2 separate regions of the Homo sapiens genome follow, and region 2 is linked to region 1. A link is a contact called in ENCODE Hi-C or POLR2A ChIA-PET data. All regions are on one chromosome and are shown on one strand. The core of a region is the stretch at or near the end of the contact, and the rest is flanking DNA. Distances in the headings are between cores, read along the strand shown. Region 1 holds the start of CFAP410 (cilia and flagella associated protein 410). Region 2 holds the start of TRPM2-AS (TRPM2 antisense RNA).

The links. Hi-C counts contacts between places; a loop is a spot of excess contacts on that map. ChIA-PET counts read pairs that join two places held with the same protein, here RNA polymerase II (POLR2A). Pooled maps may share reads with other maps.
Region 2: a map of CD8-positive, alpha-beta T cell shows a loop between it and region 1 (20-fold over the local background). The contact joins the promoter of TRPM2-AS here to the promoter of CFAP410 in region 1. A Hi-C loop is called at or near these places in 10 of 168 maps with a recorded cell type or tissue (CD8-positive, alpha-beta T cell, HCT116, OCI-LY7 and 6 more), 20 of 37 single-sample maps with no recorded cell type and 18 of 50 pooled maps. POLR2A ChIA-PET finds 5 or more read pairs at or near these places in 6 of 52 experiments (Caco-2, HCT116, HEK293 and 3 more).

Annotation. Positions count from the first base shown.
Region 1 is chr21:44,338,094-44,340,673 of GRCh38, reverse strand. It overlaps CFAP410 (cilia and flagella associated protein 410), which reads left to right and starts at 1,284. Exons shown (of 7, transcript NM_004928.3): 1 at 1,284-1,556. The coding sequence starts at 1,480. RefSeq lists an enhancer at 1,106-1,325 and silencers at 1,326-1,695, 1,996-2,115.
Region 2 is chr21:44,424,266-44,426,845 of GRCh38, reverse strand. It overlaps TRPM2-AS (TRPM2 antisense RNA), which reads left to right and starts at 1,283. Exons shown (of 3, transcript NR_109964.1): 1 at 1,283-1,696. TRPM2 (transient receptor potential cation channel subfamily M member 2) reads right to left here. Exons shown (of 32, transcript NM_003307.4): 24 at 1,907-1,994; 25 at 1,019-1,176; 26 at 110-186. RefSeq lists an enhancer at 1-360.

The DNA of each region.
Region 1 (2,580 bases), core at 35-2,534:
AGTTTTATTATCACTCAAATCAGTCTCCCCAAGCATTCGGGGATCCGTGTTTTTAAGGATAATTTGGCGGGTATGGGCTCAGAAAGTGGTGAGTGCTGATTGGTCAGGTCGAAGATTAAATCATAGGGGGTCAAAATGAGTTCTGGCTGACTTCTGTCCCTGGGTGGGATCACACACATGGTTGAGCCAGATTATCCGTTTGGGTGGTGTCATCTGCTGCATCTGAATGCAGGGTCTACAAAATATTTCAAGCACTGACCTTAAGTTTTGCAACAGTGATGTTATTCCCAGAAGCAATTTGGGGAGGTTCAGACTCTTGCCGCCAGAGGTTGCATGGCCCCTAAACTGTAATTTTTAATCTCGTAGCTTAATTTGTTAGTCCTACAAAGGCAGACTGGTCCCCAGGCAAGAAGGGTTTTTTTGGGAAAGGGCTATTATCAATTTTGTTTCAGTTTAATCTATAAACTAAATTCCTTCCCAAGGCTAGTCTGGTCTACACCCAGGAATGAACAAAAGCAGCTTAGAGGATAGCAGGAAGATGGGGTGGGTGAGGAGATCTTCCCCTGTCATAATTTCTTCAGTTATGATTTTTGCAAAGGCGGTTTCAGTGGTCTCATTAGCTTTACAAAGGCTGTTTAGTTTTGAGGAAGGGCTGCTATCACTTAAACTATAAATGTCTCCCAAAGTTACCTTTGCTTATCCAGGAATAATTAAGGGCAGTTTTAAGGCCAAAGGCAAGATGGGGGTTGGCCAGATCTCCTTCAAGGCCAACCTTCTCTCACCGATACAATTTTTTGCAAAGGCGGTTTCAGAACGTCAGAACGCCTGTCTTAATGTAACTGTGGCCCATGTAACGATGTTTAGAGGGTCTTATCTGATTTCTAAAAGGTTGAAATGCTTGTAAGGGCTCTGCTGGACCTGCCCGTGCGTCTTTCCTATAAATGCGTCTTTTCTGTAAATGCTGGGAGGGAGGGAGACAAGGAATCAACACAGCCCCAGGGCTGCCCTGGGTTTATTCCAAGAGTTTGAATCGCGTAACTTGGAGCTGTGTAGCGCCCATGCCATCCACGCTAGGCCTGCGCTCAGAGTCAGGCCTAGGCACTCGGCCATGATGCGCGTCGGACCGAGCCCACCCCGCTCGGTTCCTGGGAGCAGCAGTTCAGCCCTCACTGGGCCGACTCGGGGACCGCCACCTGCACCCACCCTCTGCTCGCTGCGCGCTTCCGGGGTCGCGTTAGAATCGCGTCAGAGAAGGGCGCCCCAGGCCGCGCATGAGCAGGAGCAGAGCCAACGTGTCAGCGGCGCCCAAGCGGCCCCAGCGGGCTCGCGTCGCCCCGCTCTCCTCACCGAGCCGCCAATCGGCTCAGGATCCGCCCCTGACGACGCGGGCCCCGCCCCTGGAGACACGCGCCGCGCAGTCGTCACCCGCCCGGGATCAGGAGGCCGGGGGCGCCCGCCGGTCGGGCCTGGGCGGCCGCCATGAAGCTGACGCGGAAGATGGTTCTGACCCGGGCCAAGGCCTCGGAGCTGCACAGCGTGCGCAAGCTCAACTGCTGGTGAGGCGGGGCCTGGCCGCGGCCGCCCCGGGGTGGGGGGAGGAGCCGGGGCGGGGCGAGGGCGGAGCCGGAGGGAGGAGCCGGGGCGGGGAGAGGGCGGAGCCGGAGGGAGGAGCCGGGGCGGGACGAGGGCGGAGCCGGAGGGAGGAGCCGGGGCGGGGAGAGGGCGGAGCCGGGGCGGGGAGAGGGCGGAGCCGGGGCGGGGAGAGGGCGGAGCCGGAGGGAGGAGCCGGGGCGGGACGAGGGCGGAGCCGGAGGGAGGAGCCGGGGCGGGACGAGGGCGGAGCCGGAGGGAGGAGCCGGGGCGGGACGAGGGCGGAGCCGGAGGGAGGAGCCGGGGCGGGGCGGGGCGGGGGCGGAGTGGAAGGGGGGAGGGGCAGGGGCGAGGGCGGCGAAGGAGCCGCGGGTGAGGGAGGGGAGGAGGCCGGGGGTCGGGGTCGCCTGGGCCCCCCCCCATTTCCCGGCCCGCCTTTGCCCCGGGTGCCCTGTGGGCTGGGTCTGTTGTCTGGGGTTGCCAGCAGTCACTGGGACCAAGTCGAATAGGAGAGAGAACTGAGCTTTCCAGGACTGAGTCAGGAAACACGTTGGTAATCAGTACTGGGGGCGGCCGTTCCCAGGGTACTCCTAGCAGGTGACAGGAAGGGACGTGGGTGCGGTGGGACCCAGGCAGGCTGAAAGGCAGGTAATGCTGAGTCTCACTGAGCCAAGGAAGACCAGGAGCTTCCAGAAGAGGGAGCCTGGAGTTGAGGCCTGCAAGATCTCCAGGGTTCCCTGGGGACTCAGCAGAGTGACCGCGCCGTGTCAACTGGCCTCACCGTGCAGGCGGGTGTGGGGGTCAGCGAGAGCAGACGCTTCCTCCCAGGGGTGTCCGCAGACTGCCCAGAGTGAGCTCTTCCCTGTTAATTAAAAAGCTTTTCTCTCTGCCCTGGCATATCTGGTGTTTTGGCTACAATTCCCGTGTCATTTGCTTTCAATAATGCATTTCTTTGTTTTGCATGGGGTGGTCAGTACTCCCACTAAGCTG
Region 2 (2,580 bases), core at 34-2,533, 86 kb before region 1:
GCTCACCTGGACCTCCCCGGGCTGGGCTCTGACTGGGATTCTCAAGGGAGCCCCTAGGAGGCCCTGGGTTTGGGGCCAGCTGGGAGCACGGACAGCGGCTCATACTCACTCTCCCATGGGGTCCATGGCGGCCGCGTCCTTCCTCTCTGCCGTGTAAAAGGGTGGGTCATAGATCAGGAACTCCGTCTGTCGCAAAACAGGGAGTTTTCCCTCAGATTTTTACCCCCACTGCAAAGCTGGGCCAGGCACCAGGGTGAAAGGGCTGCTCAGCTGGGTCTGAACCCGACCCCAACATCCCAACATGCAGGGCAGAAGCTCCAAGCTGGGCAGATCCGGGTGCCAGGCAGAGCTGGGGGCTGGGCAGGGCCGGGGGCTGGGATCAGGGACCCCCACCCTGGGGCCAGCTGAAGGGCAGGTGGCCGTGACTTGGGGGCCTTGGGGGTCTTCCCAGAGTGGGGCAGGGGGCTAAGCTGGACCCTAGAGGCAAGGAGGATTCTATGTGGTAGAGACCAAGGGGAGGCAGCGGAAGCAGCAGCCTGGAATGTTCTGGATAGGCCAGAGAGAAGCCCTGCACCAGGAGGGCGGGGGTCTCCCAGGGGCCATTAGCCATCTCTCTGTCTCTGTGTCTCTGTCTCTCTTCCATGCCTGGCACCTGGAAAGGGGCCAGAGCCATTCACCGGGGTGGGTGGGGTCTAGGACCAGGGCATGACCTGGGGGAATGGGGCCGGGGGGCTGGGCCCTGGGATGGTCATGGGAGGAGCCTAAGCCTCGAGCTCTGTGGGGATCAGTGTGCCCCCCTCAGGCCCCTCCACCACCTCCAGCTGTGAGGCCCCTGTGACTTGACTTCTCTGTGCCTCGGTTTCCTCAAATGTCAAACAGGGGCTGCCAGACGCACAGATCCCCCTGTGGCTGCAGTGGCTGGGAGCCAGGATTAATACCAGATGGATGGGGACAGGGCCGCCCTCCCCTCCCCAGGGGCCCGGCCACTCCGCCTGGTTGGGCTTGGGCAGGCGCTCACCTCCCAGGGCACCTTCTCGTTGGGCACGGGGAAGCGCGTGACAGGGCAGTTGGGGTAGAGGAGGTGCCGGGCATTCACGTGGTAGCTGTCGCCCGGCTCCTCCGTCTTCTTCCTGCCTCCCGGCTCAGCATCCGGCTCCTCCGCGGCCTTCTGGGAGGCTGGGGACAGTCAGGAAGACGTGACGCAAGGCGGAGCCCGGGCTCAGGTGCCCGCCCGCAGGACAAGGACTTCCTCTGTGGTCCTTCCGCCAAAACATCTGGGCTCCTCCACCTCCCCGAGCCCAAATGGCCATGCAGGTCGAACACCAGCTCTGAAGTGGGCAGGGCCCCCAGGGAGGACAGCCACGGGAGCTCAGGCAGCGTCCCCGCCGGCACCTGCCTCTTTGTGCAGCGGCAGTCAGGGCCCTCGGCAATGAGCTGAACTCGCAGTGCGGTTACGAGGGCAAATATGCTCCTTGAGGGCCGGCGAAACTCAGCAGCCCGAGGAAGGCTACTGATGTGCATTTCATAGCCGGCTGCGAATTTAGGAAAACAGACTTTGCTTCTCGTCACTCAGCCTACGTGACCAGGTTCAGACACAGTCTGCAGCCGCCCGCCTCGCACCCCCACTCTGCAGTGCGGTATGTGGGGAGCTCAGGGCACAGCAGGCCAGGCCTCCCCGTGGACGTCCAGGAACCAGGTCAGGTCAGGGATTGGGCGGGGCCTCGGCGCCAGCGTCGGTGGGTGGGCTGAGTTCCTGAGGGCGCTGGCCCTGCCTGGAACAGGCTGCAGCCAGTGCCTTCCTCCTGGACAGAGCCCCCCACCCCCAGCTGCCTCTCCTCCCAACTGACCCCAGACCCAAAAGAAACAGGCGGCTGGAGACCAGCTGCTGGCCTGGCCACCCACTCACCCAGAGTGGGGACGTCCGCCTCCGAGCTGAAGCCGCTGGCCCGCAGCGTCCTCACGATCCAGTGCAGGGCTTGGGCTGTCTGGGCCACCTGGAAGGCATGGCCCGAGACACAGTGAGCACCTGCCACCCACACGCATGGTACACACCCCACTGCCCACCGAGACTTCACTCCCCCAGCCAGGAGCCCCACCCCTGTCACTCAGCCCCTGCGCCCTTTGAAAGTGAGACACCACGTCCTCCCCAGGCAGCCACCAAGCCAGCCAGAACGCTGCCCCAGGCCCACCCGGCTCCCCCCGGGGGCTGCCAAGTCACACATCTGATGGTGCAGCCTCCCCAAGAGACACAACAGTGGGACTGTCACTGCACTGGACAAGCCAGAGGATGGAGCCAGCATGAAGGCACAGTCAGGCAATTCTGCACCACAGGGAGAGGTCACAGGCCGCCAAAGCCAGAGGCTTCCAGGGTTCCTGCACCTCCCAGGAGGAGCCTCCCCAGAGGCTGATGCGCCTCCCACAGGGGACAGTGGGACATGTCTCACTCGTGTGGCTCAGTGCTGGGCACCCTGTCAGGGGTCCCAGCATGGCCAAGACAGGGGTAGAGGGCGGCCTGGGCAGACCCCTGGGTGCAACGGGCAGGACTGGTGGATGGTGGATGCCCCAGCAGCACAGGTCCCA